3 separate regions of the Homo sapiens genome follow, and regions 1 and 3 are each linked to region 2. The links are chromatin contacts, found by Hi-C or POLR2A ChIA-PET in ENCODE. All regions are on one chromosome and are shown on one strand. Each heading gives the region's core, a stretch centred on a gene start or an enhancer-like site at or near the end of the contact. The rest is flanking DNA. Distances are from core to core; before and after follow the strand shown.

Region 1 (3,288 bases), core at 585-3,084, 1.0 Mb before region 2:
AAATAAAGCTTTAGGGGCTGGGAGGACAGCAGGCTGTGTCAGAGTTCAGAAGTCCCTGCTAGAGAACACATATCCTATACCCAGAAGTACCTCAGAGGTCAGCACTACAGGAACCATGGAGGCAGTCACAACAACTGCCATTACCTCTTAATCATCTCAGCACACCCTGTAAAGTCTAGCACAGCAGTCCCTAGGTAATTGTTTATTGAATACCCTGCACATGAGGGTATTTTTCTTCCTTTCCCATTCACATCTTTAATCTGTTCAGCAATGTAAGTCAAGCAACTAGGAACTGTTAAACTCTGGGCTATGTACTGAAATAGACAAATGAAAAAGCCACAGCTCTTGTTCTTACCTCCTGGGAGAAAGGTGAAACAGACATAAATTTAATCCCAGGGGAGACACATTTTTGTCTTCCCTCTGCTTTCCTTTCCCCCTACTTTTTAAACAAATCATTCATTCAAAAAATAAATTCACTGCTTCTATTATCTAGGACTTATCCAGTTACTGGAGTCAGAGCAGTGAACAAGCAAGGTCCCTATCCTCTGGATGCTTGTATTTGGAAGGGGAGCAGGACAAAACAAAAGCAAAATAAATAAAGAAGATATAATTAGTGATACATGCCACAAACACAATTAAGCAGGGTGATGTGACAGGGACTCGACGACTATAGATTGAGTGGAGGGAAGGCCTCTCTAAAGGAGATGACATTTGGGACTTGAATGATAGGACATTCTGATTTTCTCATGTCTAAAATCAGGAATAATACCAATAGCTATTAATATTTATTACCACGAAAAGGTACCATGTTTTACTGGTAAGAGTGCAGGCTATGCGGGTCTGGGTTCAAATCCTGACTTTTGCACCTAGTAACTGCACCTTTAGCAAGTCACATGACCTTTCTTTAAGCATCCTCTCGATAGAAAAGCTTTCCTAAACAGAGTTCCTTGTTATTCTATATCATAGCCACTTTTCCATCTTTTTCCTCCTACTAAATGCTAATTCAATGTATTACTTAATGTTTCCTCTTCTATTTCCTTCACTAGAACGTAAGCTCCCACAGCACAGGACCTTGCCAATCTTGATCACGGTTCTATTTCTAGCACTTAAGTACACTGCCTGTCTCACGGTTGGTGCTTAATATTTACTAAATGAAGCAAGCCGCTTCTCCACTCGAAGACTTAGTTTCTTTTTCCTTCCTAGAATGGGTACAATTTGTCGTCTCACGAGGTCGTTGTGAGTCTTAAATAAGACAATTTTGGTGACAGCTCAGAATATGGCTTTTTGAGGAAAGGTAAAGGGTAATAAAAGATCAAGACGGCACGGGACTATCAAAATGCTTTGCGTTTGCAATAGCAACAATCCTTTAGACTACCAGAGTTCACAAAACGCGGTTACATTTGTCTTTCCAGCTGAGCTGCAATAACTCTGGAAGCCAGAAATAGTCATCTGGGGAAAGTGCAATCCAGAGAAGAAGAGACACCTGATCCTAACAGCAAGCGGTGGGGTCATGCCTGGAACCCTGGCTTCCCGATTTCTGGCTGCGAATTCCTACAGGCGAAGGGTCATTACTCGGATTGTTATTTCCGGGCCAGCGACAGGACAATCCGGGGCGGGGCCTGAGATGCAGTCCTGCGAGGGCGGCCTCCTGTAAGACCTCTTAGCGGGCCCATCGCTGAGGTGCAGGGACATGTCGCGGCCGAACTCACCTCGTGGCCTCGGCGTGGTGCTCTCAGCTCATGCCCGGAAACCAGGTCCCGACGCCGCGGTCAGACGGACCTCTAGACGCGTCCGCCTCAATGCCGCCAGCTGCCAGGCCGCCCGTGACGCGTTAAGCCTGCGCCGCCTCCTGGCTTCGTGACGTCACGACGTCCGCGCAGCTGCGGTCGCCGCCGTCGCACGAGTCTTTCCTTAGTAACCTGGGCGATAGCTGGTGAGTGTCCTTGACAGGGCCTCGAGGGGCGCGTGTGGTCTGGGTGCCAGAGACCCTTACTCAGGGACCTCTGGGGGACCTCAGGGGACCAGACTACCGTCCCCGACCCGTTCGAGTCCAGCTTGACCTTTAAGGCTGAGGGCGGGACCTGTGGCATTGGAGCGAGTCTCATGGGGTGGGGGCGGGGCTCCTTTTACCAGCTAGGAATTTAGGGGATGCTGGAGGAACTTACTAAAGAGTAGCCGCACACTTGACGGGAACGTTTGAGTTTCAGAACAATCCCATAGGAGTAGATATTATTATCTCCCATAATGAAGAAACGGAAGCTCACATAGGTAATTTTACCAGGGTCACGCGGTCAGAAAGTGAGGGCGCTTAAATTCAGACCTAGGGCTATCCGACTCCTAAGCCTGGACTTTTAACCACCACTCTGTGCCACCCAGTGGCAAAACAGTTGTCATTTCAGTAGCCCTTCTCCATTTACTTAACCCTGACAAATAGTATTGTCATTTACGTTTTACAGATGAGACGGAAGTCCTGAGAGTTTGACCGATTTAAGGTCACGTGCCTAGGAAGTGCTGGAACCAAGACTCGGAGTTTTCTCTAAGTTTAGTGCCTTTATTTTGTTTTAAACCACACTGTTGCATTTCCCCCCATTTTGGAAAGCTTTATAGTTGGAAAGAATGAAAACCTGATCTGACCCCTTCATTTTATGGTTGAAACAAAATCTACGTAGGAGAAATCACTTGGTACAAGTCACAAGTCAGTGGTAGAGCTGCCGCAAATGCTTTTTGAATACGTGTGATTATGAATCTAAATGGCAGATGGCAGGGAGTGATAAGGTAGGCATACTGGAATCCAGATCTCTTAACTCTTAGGCAAAAGCCCTTTCTCTACCTGTTAAAGTGTCTCATTCCTTCTTTGGCCGTGCCAGGTGCATAATGATTCTGTGTATAGTCAGATACTACAAGTACCTTTCTTTACCTGGTACTGCATTTAGAGAAGAACATCATCTACTATCTCTAAGCAAAAATCTGGCAAACCAGAGACAGTGGAGGCAACGCTGGGAAGCCCAGAACCTACCATAATAGTAAGGGTAGATTCCCATCCGATTCTGGTTTACCCTGGATAAGGAATTTATCTTTCTGGACTTTCACTGATGTATTCATCACATTCACAGTGTCTTCTGTGTTCTGGCAATGTACCAGGTACTGGGGATACAGCAGTGAACAAGAAAATCATAGATTAGTCCTTGTAGTACTTAGAGTCATATGGAGGGAATTAGACAATCAAATAATTACACAAATGTTAGCTTGTATTGTTAAGAATTAAGTGCTATGATGAAGTAAAGGGTG
Region 2 (3,267 bases), core at 139-2,638:
CTCCAACACTTGCCAAGAACCCCTCACCCTCCGTCCTACCTCAAAATTCCCTCTCTTGCTGATCCCACCTTCTTCCATACTTCCTGCATAAACACCCTCCATTTCACGCACTTCTCCCGCTATCCTTTAAATGCCCCACACACCTCCTGCTCTCCATCCCCATCACCCTTCTCCTACTGTCCCCACCTCTCTCTGCAAGCCCTCAAACTAAGTCTCTGCCCCAATGAACTTCCCCCTTCCACCCCATACTCCTCTTCCCTGAGCACCAGATACCTGCCTTTTTATCCTTACATGTCAACCCCCTCCCGCCTCCCTGCAGGCTCCCCTATACACCTGGCCACACACTCCCTCACACCCCTCGCAGGTCTCCTGGAGCCCCTGGGCCTACCCTTCATTTCCCTATCACCCCAGAAGCCTAGGCACCCTGCTCCCCTCCCTCCCTTTCAGGCGCTCCCTGCCTGCCCTCACTTCCCCCTGCCCCGACCCCCTCCTCCATCGTTCCCCTTCACGGGCGTCCCGGTGGCCTTCCTAATACCCGCCCCACTCCCTGCCCCTGGCACGCAGCGCTCCTTCCAGTCCTGCTCGAGTCCCCAGTCTTCTCCCTCCATTCCCACCCCACTCGTCCCTGCCCTCCCCAAAAGCCCCCTCATTCCCTCTTGAACCCCACAATATAGTGCCCCCCCCCACCGGACGGAATGTCCTCCATCTCGCACTCGCCTGGCCCAGGGGGCCCCCCAAACCTGCCTGAAGGCTCTCCTCCTCCATTGGGCCGGATCCCTCTGCACCCCTATTTACCCCCAAATCTGCCCACACCTTCCGCCTGCCCCCCGAAGCCTCTCCCCAGCTCCTGCCCCCAATGTCCTCCAACACCTGCCCCGAGCCCCGAGCCCTCCGTCCCGGAAGACCTCCCGGCACCGCGTCCCCCAACCCTGCCCACGCCCTCCCCTGATCGGCCGGGACCCCGTCCCCGCGAAGGTGAGGAAGGCTGCCCGCTGCCCTTGCCCGAAGCGGCCGGGGCACCGCAGCGGCGGCGGCGGCGGCCACAATGCCGGAGCCGCGGGGCCGGGATTGCTCCCTGCTCTCCGCCTCGGCCGCCACCGCCGCCGCCGCTGCTAAGGACGCACAACAAACAATGCGGGGCCCGGGCCGGCTCCGCCAACCGCCTCAACCGCCGCCTTAACCGCCGCCCGCCCGGGACGGCCCGCCGCGCAGGCGCCCGCCCCGCCGCCGGAGCCTACCCGCGCCGCCGCGCTCTGCCCGCGCCCGGTACCCGCTCCCGCTCCGCCGCCGCCGCCACCTCGCCCGCTCGCGTCTCCGGCTCCTCTGCCCAGCGGCGGCGGCTGCGGCGGCTGCTGCCCTGGTGGCGCTCGCGGCTCCGGTCTCCGCTTCGGCGGCGGCAGCGGCGGCAGCGAGCACGTGACACCGTCGAGCGCGCCCATTGGCCAGGCCAGGGGGCGGGCCCCGCGGCTGCTGGGGAACGGAAAGCCCGCCCCCTCGTTCGCCGCGCGCCCCCTCCACGCGCGTCCTGCCGCACCTGAGAGCGCCGGCCAGCGCCCGCCGCCGCCTTGCTGTGCCGCCGCCTGCGCCAAGTGCGCACCTGGGAGCGCGCAGGGAGCACTCGCCGCCGGCGGCCTTATGCACCTGCCAGCGGACGCTTACGTAAACTGCGTCCCCGCCTTCCTCCCGGCCCCAGGCCCCCGCTCGCTGCAGCACCTGAGCCCCGCTGCGCTAGCGGCGTAACTGCGGCGGAGCGGAGACGAGCTGCGCTGGGAGGCTAGCGAAATGCACGGAAACTTCGTAACTTCCGAACCTGGGAGCTGCGCCGAGCCGCGGCGGCTAGCCGCCTTCCCCGGGCCCCGCACCCCAGTGCGGGATGCCCCCCAACCCCAGCAGCCACACAAATGGAGTAGGCGTCGCACTGCCTCCCGAGGTAGAGGGGCAGGCCAGTAGGCTTTGACTTGTGCCACCGCCCACCTACTTGCTGGCTGTGTGACCTTGGCCAAGTTACCAAGAACCGTTCTGAGCCTCAGTTTCCTCATCAGGAAAACTGGGACAATAATTCCAATTTAGGAGCTGTTGGGGAGATGGCATAAGACAATAGGTGTGAATCCTGGCACACAGCAGTCGCTGAACAGAAGCTGCTACAATCACCTCTCCTTCACCTGCCTATAATGAACCTCGCTGGGATTGAGTTTGGGCCCAGGACCTCTCTGACCTCCTTATGGTTGGGTCAGACTTTGGCTGAACACCTACCAGCTCTGTGCCAGGGGCGGCGCTGGGGAAGAATTAAAGGTTCGCTTTCTATTCTACAGTCCCTGGCCTCAAGTTCTTGGTGCCCAGCATTCTGCTTGCCAGTATACAGTCCCTGCTGTATACCGGGGGGTTTGCAGGCTGCAGGGATGCACTGGCAAATGAGACAATGTCTTTGCCCTAAGACAATTCCCAGCCTGGAGCAGAAACGACCTGACCACTCAGTGCCAAGACAGAGGACCTTGAACAGCCCAGGGGTTGAGGAGGGACTCCCCACAACAGCCCCCTTGGGGCCCCTTTTCATCTTTCTAACACACCAGGCTCAAATATTTTAACAGCTCTGTTTCATTCACAGAATAAAGTGTAAAAAACCCAATTTCAACTGAAAAGGCCTTGGTGATCTGGCCTTAAGCTTCAAGGTGCACGCCCTTCCCTTTGCCCCTCCTTCAGGCCAATGTGACCCTCCAGCCACACAGAACTACAGTACTGTTGTTTCCAGAGTATGCCCAGGTGTGTAGGAGCCTGAGTCTCCTGAGACAGATGCCAGGCCGCAAATCCCTTTCTAAACCCTCTCCCCACCTCTGACCACTCACACCTTCCTTGACCCTCCTGAAAAAAATCCTGGGTATCCTTATCAATCAGCTCAGAGTATATTCTCTGGAGATCCTTGGCTGCCTCAGACACATGGTCTAAGCTCCCTCGGCTTGAACATAGTCCTGTTAAGCTATATGTATTCTCATGGCACTAGATTGTAATTGTTTAGCTGTCTGTCTCCTCCCTGGTCTCTCAGTCCCTTGAGGACAGGGTCATCTTCCTGCCTAAGTGTGTTAGGGAAGACTACACGTGCACATGACATGAGATCATTAAAGCTGGGTTTTGTAGGATGCCCATAAGTATCAGAGGGAGAAGAGGCGCCACACTGTAAAGATCCAGATTCACTGCACACTAGCTGTGTGATCTTGGAAAATCAATCTCTCTAGTCTAAGTTTACTCATCTGCCAAGTGAGACTAATAGTA
Region 3 (3,042 bases), core at 265-2,764, 1.2 Mb before region 2:
AATGGCTTTATCCACGTAGCCAATTGCAACAGACACCTCTAGAGTCACTGGTGCTACATTCCATCCCCTGCCAGTCTAAAATGGGCTCAGGGATGATAACTCATGTATTCATTCACCCTTTCATTCACTGCTTACTGACACATGCCGTAAGCCAAGCCTGGAATATAAAATACAGTGCCTGATTTTATACCACTGATCATGAGGACAGTGGTGGTGCTGGTGGTGGTGATGGTGATGATGGTGGAAGAAGAGAGAAAGGAGAAGGTGGTAACGTAAGTTACCATTTATTGCAGACTTGTGCTATAAAACACTAAGTAGTGAGTCTTCTAATGCTAACAAGATGATGAGATAAGTATAATTGGCCTCACTTTACAGAGAAGGTAATAGGCTGAAGAGGTGAAGCAACTTACTCAAGGTCACACAGCTAAGTAGCAAAGTGTAGTGAGACCCTAGGCCTGTCTGCCTCCAAAATAAAAAGTGTTCCTCTGCCCAAGAGTCACACAGCAAGTGCTAAACAAATATAACTTCAATGAAGAAGTGAGAGAGCGGGTCCGGGGCCCCAGGGGCTTACAAGCTGGTGGAGGAGACAGACGTACACATATCTACAAGCAGAGGCAAATGCTGATGGCTGAGACATAAAAAGAGCTGCAGGGAGGCAGAGGAGTGAGTGGCTAACTTGACCTGGAGGGGTCTGGGGGGCCCTCTTGGAGGAAGTGATTTTGGGGGGTAGGCCTTGAAGGATGAGCACTTTGCGGCTGACAAGCAGGCCCGAGCGTGGTGCACCGCAGGAGCTCAGCCCTCGCCCGCCGACCTGACCTGGGCCGTGCCGAGACCTCTGAGGTCGTCCTGTCCACCCCACTGTGCCCACGCGGCCGGGTCGGGCCGGGCCTCACCTCCTTCCACTTGAGCTGGCGGATGCTGATCTTCAGGGCATCCAGGGAGGTCCTGGCCTTGGAGCTGTCCACGGTGACCGGCCGCTGGGAGCCGTTCTCGCCGGAACCGTGGCCCGAGCTCCGCTTGCAGCTTCGGCCCTTGTCCCGGGGCTTCCCGTGCGGGCAGAGGCCCTGCACCGGCTTCGGCTTGGACGGGGGCAGCGTGGGCGGCGGCCGCTGAAGGACCTGGGTGTTCCCCTCCTCAGCCGCACTGGGCTGCGCCGGGGCCGGGGCCAGGACCTTGGGCTGCTCCTCCCCTGCCTTGCACTCCGGTTCCCCGGCCGCGCCCGCGTCCACGCGGACCTGTTCCGCCACCGTCTCCGCTGTGGCCTCGGCCTCAGCTTTGGCCGCCGCTTTGGCCGCAGCCACCGCCTCCGCCTCCCACCGGGCCGCCAGCTCGCTCTCGGAGCTGCCCCGCCGCATGGTGCTCAGGGCCGGGGCCAGTGCCAGTGCCACCGCCGCCGCCGCCGCCGCTCCGCCGCCCCAGTCCGCCACCAAACTGCCGCCGCTGCAGCCGCTGCCACGCGTTCCCCGCCCGAGCCCGTTGCCATGATCGCTCAGGCTCGGGTTGACAGCGGCAGTCACCGCATCGAGACGGGGTCCGGGAAGGGACAATCGCCGGCCGAGCCCCAGCGACCTCATAGGCGAGGCTGCCCACGTGACCCTGCCTGTCACAGAGGCAGCGGCGGCCATGTTGGAAGAGGGCAAAGAGCCGCCAGGACCCGCCCACCCCGCGGATGCGCTGGATCTCGAGGGCGCAGAACTCGGAGTGGCGAGGAGAAGCGGGAGGGCAGATTGAGCGCGCGTGGGGCTCGTGAGCCTGGGGACTGGGAGTAAAAACAACTACCTCAAGCAGGAGGCTCAGTCCCCGCCAACACTCGCTGGGATAACTCTCGATAGGACGGAGGAGGAGCCCCCCAGTGGGACCCTCCTCAGTGCAATGGATGGGACCCTCCTCAGTGCAATGGATGGGACCCTCCTCAGTGCGATGGATGTGAGCAGCCCAGGCCCTAGGGGAGCAGAGAGTGTTCCGCTGAAGAAACCCTCTGCTGGTCCTTTGAGCGCCCCCAGATAAGAGGGGAGGCACTTTTCCCTGTTCTCAGGGAGCTCCCGATGGGATGGGGAAGTCATGGGCATGGGTAAGCCCCCTATAGATTCCCACTCGAGTTGAGGATATTAACGATTTTTTCTTTTTCTTTTCTTTTTTTCTTTTTTTTTTTTTTTTTTAGACAGGGTCTCTCTCTGTCGCCCAGGCTGGAGTGCAGTGGCGCGATCCCGGCTCACTGCAGCAGCCTCAACTTCCAGAGCTCAAGGGATCCTCCCACCCCAACCTCCCGAGTAGCTGAGACTACACGAATGTACCACCACTCCCGGCTAAGTTTTGTGTTTCTCGTAGAAACGTGGTTTCGCCATGTTGCCGAGGCTGTTCTCAAACTCCTGACCTCAGGTAATCTGCCAGCCTCGGCCTCCCAAAGTACTAGGATTACAAGCAGAACCACCGCGTCTCTTGTTTTCTTTTTTGTTTTTGTTTTTGTTTTGTTGTTGTTGTTGATGTTGTTACAGAGTTTCGCTCTTGTCGCCCAGGCTGGGATGCAATGGTGTGATCTCGGCTCATTGCAGCCTCCGCCTCCCGGCTTCAAGCAATTCTCCTGCCTCAGCCTTGTGAGTAGCTGGGATTGCAGGAGCCGGCCACCATGCCCGGCTAATTTTTTGTATTTTTAGTATAGACGGGGTTTCACCATCTTGGCCAGGCTGGTCTCTAACTCCCGACCTCAGATGATCCACCCGCCTCAGCCTCCCAAAGTGCTGAGATTACAAGCGTGAGCCACCACGTCCAGCCTGACTGCTTTTACTTATATCACTTTTTTTGTTGTGGTAAAATATAACAAAATTTGCCATTTTAACCATTTTTAGTGTACAATTCAGTGGCATTCTGTATACTCACATTGTTGTGCAACCAGCACCACTATGGGTCTCCGGAACTCTTTTATCTTACCAAACTGAAACTTTGTGTCTATGAAACAATAAGTCGGGATTCCCTTCTCTCCTAGTCCCTGGGAACCACCATTTCTACTTTCTGACTATGAATTTGACTATTCCTGGTTCCTCA

Evidence for each region. A loop is a pair of places that touch in the nucleus more often than their neighbours do. ChIA-PET counts read pairs that join two places held with the same protein, here RNA polymerase II (POLR2A). Pooled maps may share reads with other maps.
Region 1: a loop to region 2 is called in a map of CD8-positive, alpha-beta T cell, with 14 times the contacts of the local background. The contact joins the promoter of RBM18 here to the promoter of STRBP in region 2. A Hi-C loop is called at or near these places in 3 of 168 maps with a recorded cell type or tissue (CD8-positive, alpha-beta T cell and naive thymus-derived CD4-positive, alpha-beta T cell), 2 of 37 single-sample maps with no recorded cell type and 9 of 50 pooled maps. POLR2A ChIA-PET finds 5 or more read pairs at or near these places in 2 of 52 experiments (activated B cell and activated T-cell).
Region 3: a loop to region 2 is called in a map of CD4-positive, alpha-beta T cell, with 7 times the contacts of the local background. The contact joins the promoter of TTLL11 here to the promoter of STRBP in region 2. A Hi-C loop is called at or near these places in 3 of 168 maps with a recorded cell type or tissue (CD4-positive, alpha-beta T cell and CD8-positive, alpha-beta T cell) and 9 of 50 pooled maps.

What each region holds. Positions count from the first base shown.
Region 1 is chr9:122,263,006-122,266,293 of GRCh38, forward strand. RBM18 (RNA binding motif protein 18) reads right to left here and starts at 1,835. Exons shown (of 6, transcript NM_033117.4): 1 at 1,710-1,835. It overlaps MRRF (mitochondrial ribosome recycling factor), which reads left to right and starts at 1,877. Exons shown (of 7, transcript NM_138777.5): 1 at 1,877-1,933. RefSeq lists enhancers at 1,017-1,988, 1,367-2,566, 1,989-2,959, 2,135-2,294.
Region 2 is chr9:123,267,198-123,270,464 of GRCh38, forward strand. STRBP (spermatid perinuclear RNA binding protein) reads right to left here and starts at 1,389. Exons shown (of 19, transcript NM_018387.5): 1 at 1,239-1,389. RefSeq lists silencers at 1,115-1,164, 1,335-1,814 and an enhancer at 1,215-1,715.
Region 3 is chr9:122,091,794-122,094,835 of GRCh38, forward strand. It overlaps TTLL11 (tubulin tyrosine ligase like 11), which reads right to left and starts at 1,515. Exons shown (of 9, transcript NM_001139442.2): 1 at 894-1,515. The coding sequence starts at 1,355. LOC124902263 (a long non-coding RNA gene) reads left to right here and starts at 2,339. Exons shown (of 2, transcript XR_007061757.1): 1 at 2,339-2,379. RefSeq lists enhancers at 1,043-1,756, 1,506-1,695 and a silencer at 1,106-1,155.